Regions from separate parts of the Homo sapiens genome. Here region 2 is linked to region 1. The links are chromatin loops, found by intact Hi-C in ENCODE. Cell type or tissue: CD14-positive monocyte. All regions are shown on one strand. Links, peaks and the distances in the headings refer to the core of each region. The heading gives the core; the rest is flanking DNA. Region 1 has its middle 61 kb from the start of USPL1. Region 2 has its middle 9.7 kb from the start of USPL1.

Region 1 (8,841 bases), core at 446-8,445:
GACACAGGAGTCCCATGGGAACCACTTGGCACTCAGATATGGACAATCTGGAAATGCAGGACAGTTAAGGCCTGTAAGCTTGCCCTGACCACTGAGGGACAGGAGCTCATAGAAAAAATGCTTGTCTCATTTTTAGCCCAGGGTGGCCAATTCTGAGATGCATGTTAAAAGGTTCCTCAGAAGCTCCCACAGGATCAAGTAGCAGATATTCATAATGGTTGCCAATTTGAAAGGGACCCTTGGGTTGGCTTTCTCTCCTTCCGGGGGGTCATTCTTCTGTCTTATCACAGTCTATTCCTTGGTGTCACATTCCCAAATAAACTCCCTACCTACCTCCAAGTTGTTTGTACAGGCTTTGCTTTCGGGAGAGCCCAGACTAAGACAATGTGGTAACGTAAAAGACTGGTGGCTTGGGAGCCAGACAGACCTGACTTTGAAACCAAGTTTGCTCATTCACTAGCCATGACCTTGGGCACATAATTTAACTTCTCTCAGCCTCACTCTCTTCACTTTATAATGAAGATAATACTTTATAGGAGTATGGTAATGACTTCATAGGGGTATGGTAATTAGAAATTTACCAAATATATATATGAATAGAATATATACAACTTCCTTGAGTAATGATTGACTATAATAAACCACATTGAGTGTCTGTCCAGCTTAGGAGCCAACCTCACTCTTCCATTTCTCTTAAGATTCACTATTTGTCCCAGCCATGCCCACCATCATTGAGCGGGAGTTCAAGGAGTTGGATGCTCAGCATCGCTGGCAGCTGCCGTACTTGGAAATTCGAAATGAGTCCCATGACTATCTTCATAGAGTGGCCAAGTTTCCAGAAAACAGAAATCGAAATAGATACAGAGATGTAAGCCCATATGATCACAGTCGTGTTAAACTGCAGAATACTGAGAATGATTATATTAATGCCAGCTTAGTTGACATAGAAGAGGCACGAAGGAGTTACATCTTAACACCGGGTCCACTTCCTAACATGTGCTGCCATTTCTGGCTTACGGTTTGGCAGCAGAAGACCAAAGCAGTTGTTGTGCTGAACCGCATTGTGGAGAAAGAATCGGTTAAATGTGCGCAGTACTGGCCAACAGATGACCAAAAGATGCTGTTTAAAGAAACGGGATTCAATGTGAAGCTCTTTCAGAAGATGTGAAGTCATATTACACAGTACATCTACTACGATTAGAAAATATCAATAGTGGTGAAACCAGAACAATATCTCACTTGCATTATACGACCTGGCCAGATTTTGGAGTCCCTGAATCACCAGCTTCATTTCTCAATTTCTTGTTGAAAGTGAGAGAATCTGGCTCCTTGAACCCTGACCATGGGCCTGCAGTGATCCATTGTAGCGAAGGCACTGGGTGCACGGGCACCTTCTCTCTGGTAGACGCTTGTCTTGTTTTGATGGGAAAAGGAGATTATATTAACATTAAACAAGTGTTATTGAACATGAGAAAATACTGAATGGGTCTTATTCAGACCCCAGATCAACTGAGATTCTCATACATGGCTATAATAGAAGGAGCAAAATGTATAAAGGTAGATTCTAGTATACAGAAACGGTGGAAAGAATTTTCTAAGGAAAACTTAGCTCCTGCTTTTGATCATTCACCGAACAAAATAATGACTGAAAAATACAATGGGAACAGAATTGGTCTAGAAGAAGAAAAACTGACAGGTGACCGATGTACAGTAAATGCAAGATACAATGGAAGAGAACAGTGAGAATGCTCTACGGAAACATATTCTAGAGGACAGAAAGGCCACCACAGCTCAGAAGGTGCAGCAGATGAAACAGAGGCTAAATGAGAACGAACAAAAAAGAAAAAGGCCAAGATAGACACCTAATATTCATGACTTGAGAATATTCTGGAGCTATAAATTTTGAACCACTGATGTGCAAAACAAGACCTGAAGCCCACTCCAGAAACTAAAGTGAGGCTTGCTAACCTTCTAGATTGCCTCACAGTTGTTTGTTTACAAAGTAAACTTTACATACAGGGTATGAGGAGCACCCACCAGCAGAAGACTTTGCAGAACCTTACATTGGATGTGTCGTTGTGTTTTTTTTTTTTTTTTTTTTTTTTTGAGACGGAGTCTCTGCTCTGTTGCCCAGGCTGGAGTACAGTGGCGCGATCTCGGCTCACTGCAAGCTCCGCCTCCTGGGTTCACGCCATTCTCCTGCCTCAGCCTCCGGAGTAGCTGGGAATACAGGCGCCCGCCACCAAGCCTGGCTAATTTTTTGTATTTTTAGTAGAGATGGGGTTTCACCGTGTTCGCCAGGATGGTCTCGATCTCCTGACCTCGTGATCCGCCCGCCTCGGCCTCCCAAAATGCTGGGATTACAGGCGTGAGCCACCGCATTGGCCTGTTAAGTGTTTTTAATGGGTGTATGAAACGTAGAAATATGTAAAAGAAATAAATTAGGAGAGATTAATTTGTGTTGTACTGCCATTCCTACTGTATTTTTATACTTTTTGGCAGCATTAAATATTTTTGTTAAAGAGTCAAAAAAATTTACTACTTGTCCCATCAGTTTCCTGGGATGGGTTCATGTACTCACAATTTTACTAGATTTTGTGACTATTAGCAACCACAATTCTAGCTACTGCATTGACTATTACACTAATATACAGAATAAACAATGCCTATAATTATTTTTAAAAAGAATCATCCTAAATTTACAAAAAGACAAACCGCATTTCCATAATATATTGTCTAAATTTCAGGAAGAAATTCTCAACCTTTGAATGACAGATTTAAGAAAACTAGTTTAGATATCAATATCTCATTGGAATATGTTGTTTTGTTTATACCTCAGGTTTTCAAAGCTTTGGGACCTCAAAAGTAGTCCTTATTTAAAAACTGCTACTCGTAACCATAGTCTCCATCGTCAAAAAGGAATGTATAAGGATTATTATGCTTGAAATATTAATCTGTATGGGTCTTACAAGATACTCCAGGTTGCTTATATGCTTAGTGGGAAATGAGAATTATTCAAAAGAAAAATTCTATTTTCCCAATGGGAGAAGTGTCCAAAAGTTTCAAAGATGTCAGAAAAATCAGCTTTTGGAAGCTGCTGCCACAATTGTCAATAAGCAGGAGATACCAGTATGTCTTCAAAGAGAGAATTCATTGAAACAAGTCATTGAGGCTGGGCGTGGTGGCTCACGCCTGTAATCCCAACACTTTGGGAGGCCAAGATGGGCAGATCACCTGAGACTGGGAGTTTGAGACCAGCCTGACCAACACAGTGAAACCTTGTCTCTACTAAAAACACAAAAATTAGCCAGGTGTGGTGGTGAGCAACTGTAATCCCAGCTACTCGAGAGCTGAGGCAGGAGAATTGCTTGAGCCCGAGAGGTGGAGGTTGCAGTGAGCCGAGATCCTGCCACTGCACTCTAGCCTGGGCAACAAGAGAGAAACTCTGTTTCAAAAAAGAAAACAAAACAAGTCATTGATAGTATAACGAAGAGATATCTGCATCCCATGTCTACTGCAGCACTATTCTCAATAGCCAAGATATGGAGTCAACCTAGGTGTCCAACAACAGATGAATGAATGAAGAAAATGTGATATATACACACTATGGAGTATTATTCAGCCATAAAAAAGAGTGAAATCCCATCGTTGATGGAATATAGATGAAACTGGAGGACATTATTTTAAGTGAAAAAAGCCAGGAACAGAAAGTTAAACAGTGCATGTTCTCACTCATATGCGAAAGCTAAAAAAAGTTGATCTCATAGAAGTAAAAAGTAGGACAGAGGATACTAGAGGCTGGGACGAGAGTGACAGAGAGATTTGTTAAAAGATACAAAATTATAGCGAGATAAGAGAAATAAGTTCTAGTGTTCGACAGCACTGTAGAATGACTATAGTTAATAATAATACAATATATAGTTTCAAATAGCTGGAAGGATATTGCACATTCTCAACATAAAGAAATGATAAACATATGAGATGGTGGATGTGCGAATTACCCTGATCTGATAACTATAAATTATATGTATGGAAATATAATTATGTGCTCTCAAGAATATGTACAATTGGTATTTGTCAATTTAAAAAATAAATCTAAAAACTGTATCATTGAATCCTTAAGATGCTAAAGTTCATTTACTTATATAACAAATTAAAAAATTATTTCTTATGCTGTTTTTCAAAAATCATAGCTTTTATGACTTTACATAAATATATCTAAAATAATAATTGTATGATATGTTTTTGTAGTCTAATAAAATTTGCACTGAATTCCAATTTTTTAAGGGTATCTTTTTCCATGTTTTCATCTTTATTTTTATATGGGAAGTTCTAACTGAAATAAGGTGCTCCTCAGTTCTAGGAGTTAACCCTAAAAGTAATCAATGTGATCCTCCTCAACGCGAGTTCCAGAGCTAAAAAGAATGCCTAGTCTATGTTCCTTTGCGTTTTTGTTTTATTTTATTTAAATGTCTGTCTACCTGGTCCCCTTGATTAGGGAGCAAGCCTCCAAGGGTCAAAACCATGTTTCATGTCTCTGCGGCCCAGTGCCTAGCACAGAGCTCTGTCCATATCTGCACTCCAATAAATGTTGACCTAAGACTCTTACACTTACAGATTCACCTTGTAGATAAAAGGGCTTTGGAAGTCATCTAACCCATTCCCTTAACTCTCTATCCTACTTCACCAACAACCAGCTTTTGCAAGACACTTCCAGGGGAAGAGTCTATGCCGAGACAAATGATTTCATTAACCATCACAAAGCTAATTGTTACCTGATTCTTAAACTTGGTCCAACCTTGCCTCTTTTTAGTCTTTGACTGAATAGCTCTAGTTCTCACCTAAAGAGTTATATGAAATACAGTTCCAGAAAGAGAAGCGGATGTTAAGAAGAGAGCGAGACAGGGCACAGAATAGACTTGAACCTCATGTCTATCAATTCGGTATGTGTTCATGTGGTTTCTGACTCTAGAACAGTTATGCCAGTGTCCCTGAGGTTCCTGTGCTTGGCTCCCTCCTTTTTTCACATGTCTGGCATCTCTTGTGTATGCCTGAGAAGGATCCATGCTAAAATTGTAATGACATATATACCTAAATTAGCAGCATACAACTTCCAAAAACCGAGCCTATGCAAGAGCTATTAAAAAAAAAAGGATAATGAAGAGAACAGGATTTGAGTTGCTGCTTCTTGTGTTTCCCTTGGAGCCTTCCCAGGCAAATATGGATCAGAAAGCTTTTCTTGTCAATTCTAATTTGTGGTAGTCTAGAAACTTAACCCTTGCTACTTTGATCGCCTGATTTCATCTTTCAATGGAAAGGTAAAAATGATAAAATAAAACAATATTCTAGATACACTGTTCTCTGTAATTTGATGCAATTCAGTTTATATTCACTTGGCAAAAGTGAACAGTGCTGAATTTTAAGAACTAGTGTCTATATCTTACATCTCATTCTTAGCCAAAAGTGTGGAGTTTAAAACCATTTGCTCACCAAGACCTCAGCAGAAAATTTTTTAAAAAAATAACTGAAATGAAAACATAAGTCATGTAAAAAAAGATTTTTTTTTTAAGATGAAAAAATGTTCAACCTTGCTGGCTTTAGAGAAATAGGCATTAAAATGTCCGGGCTTTTAGCAATAATCCTAGTTGTTAGTGAAACACCAAGTCTGTCTCTAACAGCCATGGGCTATGAAACCTTCCTTTTTCCAAAAAGACATTCTGACAGATAGAATCAAGCCATTCAAGTGTCCCCCAGATACTGCAAATGTTGATCCTCAAAACCCCAGGAGCTTTCTTTCCTTATTCCCCTAGAGCAATAGTTTTCAAGTGTGATCCTGAACTTGTTAGAAATGCAAATTCTTGGGCCCCACCCCAGACCCACTGAATCAGAAACTCTGGGAGTAGGGCCGAGAAATGAGTTTTTCACAAGCCTCCAAGGGATTCTGATGCACGGTAAAATTTGAGGACCACCAATGCAGATGGATTATAATCTTCTTGAGGGCAAGGACCAAACTTGTTGAAGGTTAACCCTGGCTCGTGACTCACAGTAGGTGTTCAGAATGTGTTGAATGAATAAATGATCTGTACACTTTTCCAGAAAGCTCTGAATCTATAGTTACTTTTAATTTTTAAAAATATCTTTTGAGGACTTCTCTAGAAATAGGTGAGTCTGTTTCTTACATTGCCAAATGTACCTGGGGTGGGGGGTGCGGGTGGAGGAAAAATTGCCCCTGTTGAGAAGCACTGCCTTAGATCATTCCTTACCAAGGTACGTTAGGCACTGGCCTCACTCCAAGGCCAGTGCTTCCTGTGCTTCTAGAGTGGCTAGGGAAGCACACTATGGGACAACCTTTCCTCACCATTGACAATGGTCATTTACAAGACCATGGCTTATTTTACAGGGTGAACTCCCAATCCCGGTAAGATGGCCCGAGTTTCATTGCTGGTTTACTAGTTTTGCTTCCTTGGGCAGTGAATTTAAATAACCTGTCAAAAGAATGAAGTGATGGAAGCCAGACTCAAACCAACTGTGTACTCTGTCCACACCTCTTCAGCAATATGGCATATTGCAAAGTAGTGTTCAGAGATGTGCGTGTAGTAGGCTGCCTGCTCTAACACATGAGATTAAATTTAGATAGCCACATAGGGAAATCAGTTTTTAAGAAAGCGGATGGAATTCAGCTGCAAATAGATGGACACCTGGAATTCTGGGAAGTTCTAGCTGCTGCTGCTCAACTAAGGCATAACTGAACTCAAGATTTACAAAAATGTATTTCAGCCCAAGTCTCTCCATAACTACTAACAAGGGACTGAGGAGAAGAATTTATATTAAAAGGATAAAAATATCTACACTTGGAAACAGCAGATTGTGAAAGGGTATGTGACTGACAATTATTAAACAATTAAGAGTATGACTAAGATGAATATGCATTCATTCACCAAAATCTCATATTCCCAAAAAGCAGGAAAGGTAGTACAGTGAGATGGATGATGCCTTCACATGACTCAGATGTCACGTGTTTCTCACCATTGAGACCCCCAAGGCACCCCCTCCCAGCATTTACCAGAATGTGTGTGTAACTATTTACAGTGATTTGTGTAATTATTTGATTGTTTCTCTTGTATCCTGTAGCAATGAGGGTAGAGATTATATCCCACCTACCACTGCAGCTCCAGGATCCAGCTTCACAAACATTTGTTGAATGAATGAATAAGAAAAGAGGACACCCCCAAAGAGGCTGCAAGGGAAAAAGCTACAAAGACAGAAGCACCAGGAAAAAGTAGGGTCATGTAAGTCAAAGCAGGAAAAAAGTTCCATGGTGGGGTGGTCAGCAGTGTCTAATGCCACGAAGGCACAAAGTAGGATAAAGGTTAAAAATCAGCCTTTGGTTTTGGCAAATATGAAGCTTATCGGTAGCCTTAGCGAGAACAATTCCATCAGGGAGCAGAAGCTAACTGCAGTGGGTTGAGTCATCAAGCAGGCATAAGGAAGTAGGGATACCCCATTATAAGCTACTCTTTCAAGAAGCTCAAATCTGAAGGTTAGGAGAATTAGGTCAGTAGCTAGAAGGAAATGTGGAGTCGAGGGGCTGTTTTTCCTCCCAAGGAGTATAAAGGTGTAACGTTGCATGAAACCACTTCAGACAAAGGCCGATATCAATAGAGAAGTTAAAACGCACGCCTCAAGATTTGGGAAGGCTTGGGGTTGGGCTTAAAGAGGTAGGAGCATATTTCCTATCCTAGGACAGAGAATAAAGAAGAAAGGATAGGTTCCCATGGAGATAAATTTCTAAGTGTTAAAGAAGAGGCTCAGAAAATTCTAGCATGATAGGCTCACTTTTTTCTTTTTCCATGAAGGAGATGGCAAAGTCAACTGACATGAGAAAGGTGACAATACTGATGGGTTGAAGAGCGATGGACATTTGAAATAACTTCTTAGACCAGTAGAGGCTGGAGTTCATAAATCAGAACTGGCTACAGGTTATATATGTTTTTTTTTTTTTCTCCAACAGCATAAGATAACAGAGCGAAGTCTGTAGAAATGAAAGAAGAGTCAGATGAGGATAGCTGGAGCTAGTGCAAGGAGGGAAGCACCACGGTGGGAGCCAGGTACCCCCTGGATTTATAATTCATACTGAATTCCAACAACAGAAGGGCTCTAAGCAGGAGAGTGACAGATTTCAGAAGACTGAGACACATTTGGTAAAAAAAAGTAGGAGGAAAACCTGATTCTGGAATTAGGGCAGCCAATAGACGGCAGTATTTTCAGAAAGGAGGGAATGGTCAACAGTGACTTTCTAGTCTGGAGCTCAGGAGGAAGAGGCAACTCTACCTGATGGTATTAAGATCATGGAGGTAGCTGAGATCACCTAGCTTGTGTGTGTCAAATGAGAAAAGAAGAAAGAATAGGAGAAGTTCCCCAGGAACACAGACATTAAGTGGGGCTGTGGTGACAACACAAGAAGAGAGGCTTGCAAAGGAGCCTGAGCAGCTGTCATGAGAGAGGTAGGATGGTGGACTCGGAGAAGAGGCAGAAGATGTTCTTAAAGGAAGGACACTGCTGCCAAGTAGTCAGCCAATTGGTGACAAAGAAAGACCCTGTTGCGAGAAAAAAAGTCAGTGAAGTAGTAGGAACGATGACAGATGACACTGGGTTGAAGACTGAGGAGAGAGAAGTGTAAGAGTGGAAGCAGAGGGCAGACCACTCTTCTGAGACACTGAAGAGGCATAGTTAGAAATAAAGGGGAGTCGCCAGAAAGGAATTTGTGGCTAAGCAAGAGGTTTTCTTTAAGACTGAAATACATAAGCATGATTTAAATGCTGCTGGGATGGAGTTCACAGA
Region 2 (8,841 bases), core at 361-8,360, 51 kb after region 1:
ACGTAAATAGTTGTTATACTGTATTGTTTAGGGAATAATGACAAGGAAAAAAGTCCACGCGTGTTCAGAATAGATGCTTTTTTTTCTCGTCTAATATTATGGATCCACAGTTGGTTGAATCCACAGATGTGGAATCCATGGATACCAAGGAACGACTGTATGCATTTTGACAATTATACTTCTCATCTTACCATGCATTCAACAAACAGAACATGTAAAGCGGTGATAATGCTGTGATGAAAAATAAAGCAGGGGAAGAGGCTGCATCCATCTAGTGGAAACGATGCCCTTTTCAATCTGCACAAAGAGAAAAAGCTGCTCTCCAAGTTGGGGGGTGGGTGGGTCAGGTATGTAAATTGGTCAGGAAGGGATCTGTAGGCACTTACAGATTTGACGCTAATGAGATGGGAAGCCACAGGAAGGTTGTGAAGAAAAGACAAGACATGATCTGATTCATGTTTTGATCTGATACACTGGTTGCTAGATGGAGAATAAGCTGCATGGCGGTGAGAGGAAGCAGAAACAATAGGAGGGTAATGCTATAATCCAGTGGTCCATAATCCAATATCCCCCCAAGGAACAGTTCGGCAATGTCTGGTGACATTTCTGGCTGTCACAACTGTTGGGGCGGAGTGCTACTTGCATCTAGCAGGTAGAAGCTAGGGATGCTACTAAACATCCTACAATGCACAAGACAGCCCTTCCCCCAACATTGCTGGCCCAAAACGTTGATAGTACCAAGGCTGAGAAACTCTGTTATAATCTGTCCTAGAATGTAGCTTGGATTGAGATGGCAGTGGTAAGAGCTGGAGAAGTGCTTAGCTTCCCAATGTTTTTTTGTTTGTTTGTTTTTGAGACGGAGTCTCGCTCTGTCGCCCGGGCTGGAGTGCAGTGGCGTGATCTCGGCTCACTGCAAGCTCTGCCTCCTGGGTTCACGCCATTCTCCCACCTCAGCCTCCCGAGTAGCTGGGACTACGGGCGCGTGCCACCACACCCAGCTAATTTTTTTGTATTTTTAGTACAGACAGGGTTTCACCATGTTAGCCAGGATGGTCTCCATCTCCTGATCCCGTGATCCACCCACCTCGGCCTCCCAAAGTGCTGGGATTGCAGGCGTGAGCCACCGCGCCCGGCCTGAATGTTTTTAAAGTACTGGTGACCATATTCGCTGAGGGATTAAATGTAAGGTATGAGGGGAAAATAGGAATCAGACACCAGGGTTTACTGCCTGAGCAATGAGAAGAACGACGTTCCTCATACGGAGATGAGGAAGAATGTGGAATAGCAGGTAAATAGCATGTGCTTGCTTTGTTTGGGGCTGTGCAGAAGAGACTGATGGGACCAACGTGCTCAGTTCTGGATATATTAAACTTGGAATGCCTATTTGGCACCAAGTGAATGTATCAGGTAGGCAGATGGATAAATGAGTCTGAAGTTCAGGGGAGAGGCTGGGGTGGCAATATGAACTTGGGAGTCTCCACATCTGAATAGTATTTAAAGCTATACAACAGGATAAGGTGATTTAGGAACTAAACACAAATTGAGACGAGATCCGAGCCCAGAGGCACTCCGATGTTTAAAAAAGAGGAGGAACCATCAAAAGATACTAAGGAGAAGCCAAGAAGTAGGAGAACTGAGAGTCTGAGAGAATCATTATACTCATTTGATCGACTGCAACAAATGCTGCTTAGAGGTCAAGCAAAATGAGGACTAAGCAAGGACCACCAGGTCTGGCAACATGGAGGCCAATGCCGACGTGGAAATGAGAGTTTTGGTGGGAAGACAGGAATAAAAGTCTCACAGGTCTGAATTCAAGAGAGAGAACAGCAGAAGAAGGGTAGAGGTGGTAGCCATAAACAATGATACATTCTCTTGAGGCCTTTTCTTGCAAAGCTCAGTGAAGAAACATGGTTCCAGAGAGGGATTTTTTTTTCTCTCATTTTACATATGCAAACATATAAAAAAGCTGAAAGAATTGTTTGACAACCACCCTTATTCTTACCACAGATTCAACATTTAATGCCATATGTTTTCCCTGTATGTACTGTGTATTGTTTGAGGATAACTTCCCCTCTAAATATACCTCGGATGTATCTCCTAAAATAAGTCCATTCTCCTACATAGCCATAGTAACCATGAACACACCTAGGAAAATTAAAAATATATTCTCAAATATATTATATAGCTGGGTATATTACAATTTCCCCAATATGTGATTTGCAAACCAGGATCAAGTCAAAGTCCATGCACAGCATTTGGTTGTCATGTGTCTTTGGTCTCTATTAATAATGATGACTGTTTGAAAAGACCTGTCCTATAGAATAAATTTGACTGATTATGTCATGCCATTGAACTTGTTTTTCTATTCTAGAAGGATAGTTTTTTAGGGTAGTGAATACATTTATTACTCTTGGCACAATAGTCTAACATTTCCCAATTTCCTTATATCTCTGCCCTTTCATTTTCAGAAAATCAATTATTCCAAGATTTGTTTTTCATTTATCATCACTTATTAGCTCTGAAGACTCAACTGAGCAACTTTCAGGGTTTATATACCCTATATTCAGAAAAAAACTACTACCATCTCTCATTTACCCTAAGAATTCATAGGAGAGCATGTCTTAAAGCTGATCAATAACCAAACCAAACATTTTATTGATCATATTACATTTGGAAAGCAAAATGAATTTCCTAAAATTTCTTCCCTGATTAGCAAAATAGTGCCTCCGAACACTTGAGGGTGAAAGTTGTTGTCAAATATGCCTACATGACTGGAAATTATGACATCCAAATGAGTTCACTGGGTCTGATAATAATATGCTCTACATGCTTATGTCTATGTAATAAACAGCTTACATCTGGATGAGAAAATTGATTATACAAATATTTGGGCTTCTACAACTGGTCACTCATCTGTAAGTACTTAAAGCAACTTAAAATGCAAACTGACCTAACAATGCTTATGGTTAGAATTCCAAAGAATGTTTAGGCATTGTCAGGTTATGTTAAAACATCTTCTGCCACAATCTTCAAGTGATTTATCTTTTCTGTTGTGTTGAATAGCTATAGAAGACAAATGAATTCTGCACTCCTGAATTCAATGAACATTTCAAGTTTCCTCACTTACACTGTAAGATTACGTAGCATATTTTAAGAAATAAATTATAATCATTTTATTTCACTTATTGAACTTCTTTTAAGCTTTGGCATTAGAATTTTAATCAAAGCACTGCCACTTGCTTACAGTGATGGTTTTTAGGCTCTTTGGGCCTATGGACTATTTCAATGACCTTCACTAGCCATCTAGTCCACCTTATCCTAATTATTACCACTGCAAAAGAAACCCTCACTTGAATAAATCAGTAGATGGGCATGAGGCACCTCCCAGGAGACTATAATTATTAACTCATACTAAAATCAAAATTGTAGCTATTATCACTCATATGGTTTGGCTCTGTGTCTCCACCCAAATCTCATCTTGAATTGTAATCCCCACGTGTCAAAGGAGAAGCCTGGTGCGAAAGGACTGGATCATGGGGGCGGCCTTCCCCCTTGCTGTTCTTGTGAAAGAGTTCTCCGATGGTTTAAACGCATGGGACTTCCTCCTACTTGCTCGCTCTCTTCTGCCACCATGTAAGATGTGCCTTGCTTCCCCTTTGCCTTCTGCCATGATTTTAAGTTTCCTGAGGCCTCCCCAGCCATGCAGAAATGTGAGTCAATTAAACCTCTTTTCTTTGTAAATTACCCAGTCTCAGGTAGTTCTTTACAGCAGTGTGAAAATAGACTAATACAATCACCTTATGGTAAGTCTGTCTATAAATCACCTGAACTTTCACAGACTATCTAGAAGAACATGTAACCAGAGTAGTTCTTGATCATGCTATATAAATTACTGATACAGAAATAGAGCTAGACAGGAAGGGGCTGGTAGTAGAGAATCATCCTCTGGACATATTCTCACAGCCTAATCTCTAGCTAGCAAATTTTATAATATATATAAAAATACAATTATTTCACAAAATTACCATGAAACGATTTTATTGGGATATTAGACATTACTGAATTACTTGTTCTGTGAGGTATACAGTGAAATTAACATGTTATAAAATTGTGGTAGCCGGCCCCCAAGATGGCCTCCAATGAATCCTTCACCTCTTGGTATTCATACCTTTGTGTAGGTAGGTCTGTGTAACCCATAGAATACAGCACAGTGACAGTAGGTCACTTCCGAGGTTAGGTTGTGAAAGACACTGTGGTTTCTGCCTCTCTCTCAGATCACGTGCTCTGGGGGAAAAGCCAGGTGTCATTTTGTGAAGACACTCAAGCAGCCTTTAGATGACTGCAACCACATAAGAGGCTCCGAACTGGAGCCACTCAGCTAAACCACTCCCAGATTCCTGACCATGTATCATTTCATACACAATGTATGAAATGACAAATGTCTGTTGTTTTAAGCTGTTTGGGGAATAATTTGTTACATAACAAAATATAACTAATACAATAATACATACTGATTTAACTGAAGTTGTAACTTCATAACTTATTTAGGTACTAAAAATCACAGCAACCCGATGCAAAGTACTAAAAAAAAAATCCATTAATACCTATTGAGTACTGTTGAGGGCATGAGGAAAGCTCTTTCATACTCCACATAAAACTTCCTTACCGTAATATTCATGGCTGACCTCTACTCTTAACTCCTTTCTAGGATAGGAGGGGCTAACTGATCTGACAGCAAGTTTGGGAGAAAAAATTCTGAGGCTCGGCCAACTTCCTCTCTTCTTTCCATTTGGGATTTGGCTGACTGAAGAGGGTCATTTGTTTTGGCCTGCTCTCTTACACAGTAAATGTAGTGGGACAAGCTCTATTCTTGTTGATAGAAAAACTCGAATTTTAAATCTGCCTAGTTCTTTGCAGCTCGTTGTTGCTCCAAATCTCAGCTACCTTTTGAAACAACTTTTTTCAGTAAACTTAATTTCAATCTTCATGTGATTTAACTGGATCCAAACACAGGCAGATAAAAAAGGTGGGGCATTACTTATCAACCTCTAAACTAAGTTTAATTTTGTGCCCTCATGGAGTTTATAGTATATTTGAGGTTTAAACTAAAACACCTGGTTTTAAACAGAAACTATAAAAAACACGATTAATAGGTGAGGCCGGGCGCGGCGGCTCACGCCTGTAATCCCAGCACTTGGGGAGGCCAAGGCGGGTGGATCACGAGGTCAGGAGATCAAGACCATCCTGGCTAACACGGTGTGAAACCCCGTCTCTACTAAAAATACAAAAAATTAGCCCGGCGTAGTGGTGGGAGCCTGTAGTCCCAGCTACTCAGGACGCTGAGGCAGGAGAATGGCGTGAACCCGGAAGGCGGAGCTTGCAGTGAGCCATTGCGCCACTGCACTCCAGCCTGGGTGACAGAGCCAGACTCCGTCTCAAAAAAACAAACAAACAAAAAACAAATAGGTGAAAGGCCGTGATCATTGGTAAGCGTAAGAAAATCTGAGGGAGAAAAAAATATAGATGCCCAGGCCCCATGCCAAACTCATGGAATCATGCATGAAACCCAAGCAGCTGCAGTTTTAACAAGTTCCCAATATATAGTTGACCCCTGAACAATGCAGGTTTGAACTGCCTGGGTCCACTTATAAAATGGATTTGATTTTTTTCAATAAAAGTTACACCGAGTGTGCCTGCCTCTCCTCCCTCCCTCCCTACATGCTCCTGCTCTTAAGCCTCTGCCATGAGGCTTAAGACAGCAAGAACAACCCGTCCTGTTTATTTCAATAGTTTTGGGGGGTGCAGGTGGTTTTTGGTTACATGGATAAGTTCTTTAGTGGTGATTTCTGAGATTTTAGTGCAACTGTCACCTGAGCAGTGTACACTGTATCCAACATGTAGTCTTTTAACCCCCATCCAACCTTCTTCCCCAACCCGAATCCCCAAAGTCCACTGTATGATTCTTATGCCTCTGTGTTTTTATAGCTTAGCTCCCACTTTTAAGTGAGAACATACCATTTTTGGTTTCCCATTCCTGAGCTACTTCACTTAGAATACTGGCCTCCAGCTCCATCCAAATTGCTGCAAAAGATATTATTTCGTTCCTTTGTATGGATGAATAGTATTCCACGATGTACATAAACATTTTCTTTATCCACTCAGCTCCTCTTCAGTCTACTCAATGTGAAGGTGACAAGGACGAAGATCTTTATGATGATCCATTTCCACTTAATGATTAGTAAATATACTTACTTTTCCTTATGATTTTCTTAGTAACTTTTTTTCTCTAACTTACTTTATTGTAAGAATACAGTATATAACACATATGACATACAAAATACGTTAGTCAACAATATATGCTATCAGTAAACTTCCAGTCATCAGTGGGCTATTAGCAGCTACGTTTTTTGGGCAGTCAAAAGCATGGGGAAGGAGAGGGTGGTCCCTAACCCCTGTGTTGCTCAAGGGTCAATTGTAATAATACCCATTTAAGAATCCATGGTATATATGGTAAGTGCAACAACTCTAGAAGAGAGTGCTAGGAGTTGGAAAAGGAAAGAGAAAACAGAATTTAAAGCAATCTGTAAAGGACATGCAGGGTTTAGATGAGGTGGAAGGGTGAGGGAAAACCAACATCTGCTGTGAGGGCATATTAACTGCCAGACATTGTTCTATGTCTTACCTCATTTAAGAGAATTTCATTTCACACATGGAAAAACTGAAGCCCAGAGAGGTTAAATAATTTGCCTGAGGCCAAAATTAGTTAAATAACAGAAGTGGGATTAGTAGATGTTTTCATTTTATCAGTGAAACTGAGCCTCAGGGAGGTTAAATATTTTGTATGAAGTAACAAAACTGAGATTAATATATGGCCAAGTTTAAATGAGATCTGTAAATCTAATGCCTACACTAAAACAAAAAAAAAAAAGTGGGAAGAAAAGGTCTATATTGCTTAGCAAAACAGAGGTAGGGAAGCAAAAATAAACTTACAAAATCAGATTAGACCACCAAAAAACAGTCCCCATTTTAACTTATGTGGTGAGAACCATATATTAAAGACCACCAGTGGCTTAAAAATCTTTTTAAAAAATGAATCTGTTTTCATTATTCATTAGTTTTTATCTAATGAATAATGTATCTTAACTGATACATTTACTAAACAATTACCAGCTCCAATTAGCACTCAGTTACAATTCAATCATTAAACTGACCCTCAATTTAGCTGTCAACCTAGTCAAAACAGTTAAGTGATTTTACGGTCATCCTCAGTTGCAGAAGTATAATGTTTATGGCTGGAGTCATTTTATTTTTAACTAACATTTTTTAAAAAGATTGCTTTGTAACAATGTGTTATGAGTCCTTTGTGGTAAATACTGCTTTTTTTTTGAGACGCAGTCTCGCTTTATTGCCCAGGCTGGAGTGCAGTGGTGCGATCTTGGATCTGAGGCTCCTGCCTCAGCCTCCTGAGTAGCTGGGACTACAGGCATGCGCCAACGTGCCCAGCTAATTTTTTGTTTTTTTAGTAGAGATGGGGTTTCACCATGCTGGCCAGGCTGGTCTCGAACTCCTGACCTCGTGATCTGCCCACCTCGGCCTTCCAAAGTGCTGGGATTACAGCTATTTTAAGGACTTTTTAAAAAGTGAAGCTAAACATTTATTCATCCCTATTCCTCATCTATAGGGACTTGTGCTCTATTTTTCTTTGAAGACTGAAGTAAAAATTCACCTTTGTGAGGGTCTTCCTATAATTAAAATTAATCATTTTTTCCTCCATAGCTTCTACAAAACATTGCCTGTACAACTCTATTTAGCACTTATTTCATCCCGCCTTGTATGAAAACTATTTGTTTACAAACGTTTCTACTTCTCTTTAGGAATAAGGACTATGCATTATTCACTGTTGTATTCTCCCTGCATTTATGGCAGTCCTTTGCACATTAAATACAAGCTTTTTGGCTCTGTGCATCTCTTCATCTGGCTGTTCATCTGTACCCTTTAAAACATCCTTTATTAAAAAAACAGTAAATGTAAAAAAAAAAAAAAGCCATTGATGAAAAAGTTAATAGCTTTCTCAATAAGAAAAGAGTATCAATTATGCATACGTCTGAACTAACAAACATGAATGAAATAGGCTATTTAATACATTCTGTTTTAAAAGTAGGTTTGGTCAGCCATGTAAATTGAAAATTGGGAGCCACCAAGATAACTCATCAACAAATATGCACTATGTACTAGGCACTATATAGATGATGGTGAACCAAACAGATGTAATCCTTGCTCTTACAGATCTCACAACCTACTATGGGGCCAAAAATATATGTGTATGTGTGTGTGTTATACATATATACACACACATACATGTATATATACATATACACATACACATATATACATACGCACACATACACATATATACACACACATACATATGCTATGAGGAAAACAAACAGGTGGTGAGAAAGAATTAGAGTAGGGGTAGAGGACAGAGGGCTCCTCAAATAGGGTGGACAGCTTGACACAAGACACTCGAGCTAAGACTCCAAGGATGAGAAGACAGTTATGTAAAGAAAAGGGGACTAGCATTGTCAGCAGGTAGCTAAGGCCTTAAAGCAGACAGTCATGTGCTGCAATGCCAGCTTCAAGCGAATACAGTTACTAAAGCATATCTAACCTTCTATGTGAATGTAGTTACTAAAGCATATCCTCCAACTTTCCATTTTTCTTTTGCTATTGTTTCTACCACTTCTCCTTTTCTGTTGACAATTATTTTAAATTTCCTGGCTAAATTAAATGATGGCATGAACTCTGGGGAAAGTAAGACTACCTATGTCCAAATAATCC

Evidence for each region. Hi-C counts contacts between places; a loop is a spot of excess contacts. Peaks named below come from ENCODE experiments on the same cell type or tissue, not always from the same donor. Only the 100,000 strongest peaks of a DNase experiment are listed, where the experiment ranks them.
Region 2: it touches region 1 in a loop (6-fold over the local background); 3 of 110 quality-filtered maps call a loop at or near these places.

The regions. Positions count from the first base shown.
Region 1 is chr13:30,552,953-30,561,793 of GRCh38, forward strand. It overlaps a transcript of HMGB1 not described here and the pseudogene PTPN2P2. Among named protein-coding and RNA genes, the nearest start is that of USPL1, 61 kb to the right of the region's middle. In CD14-positive monocyte, for the core only: no CTCF peak of the experiment used is centred there; no DNase peak of the experiment used is centred there.
Region 2 is chr13:30,603,823-30,612,663 of GRCh38, forward strand. It overlaps a transcript of HMGB1 not described here. Among named protein-coding and RNA genes, the nearest start is that of USPL1, 9.7 kb to the right of the region's middle. RefSeq lists an enhancer at 4,077-4,136. In CD14-positive monocyte, for the core only: no CTCF peak of the experiment used is centred there; a DNase peak (open chromatin) is centred at 3,579.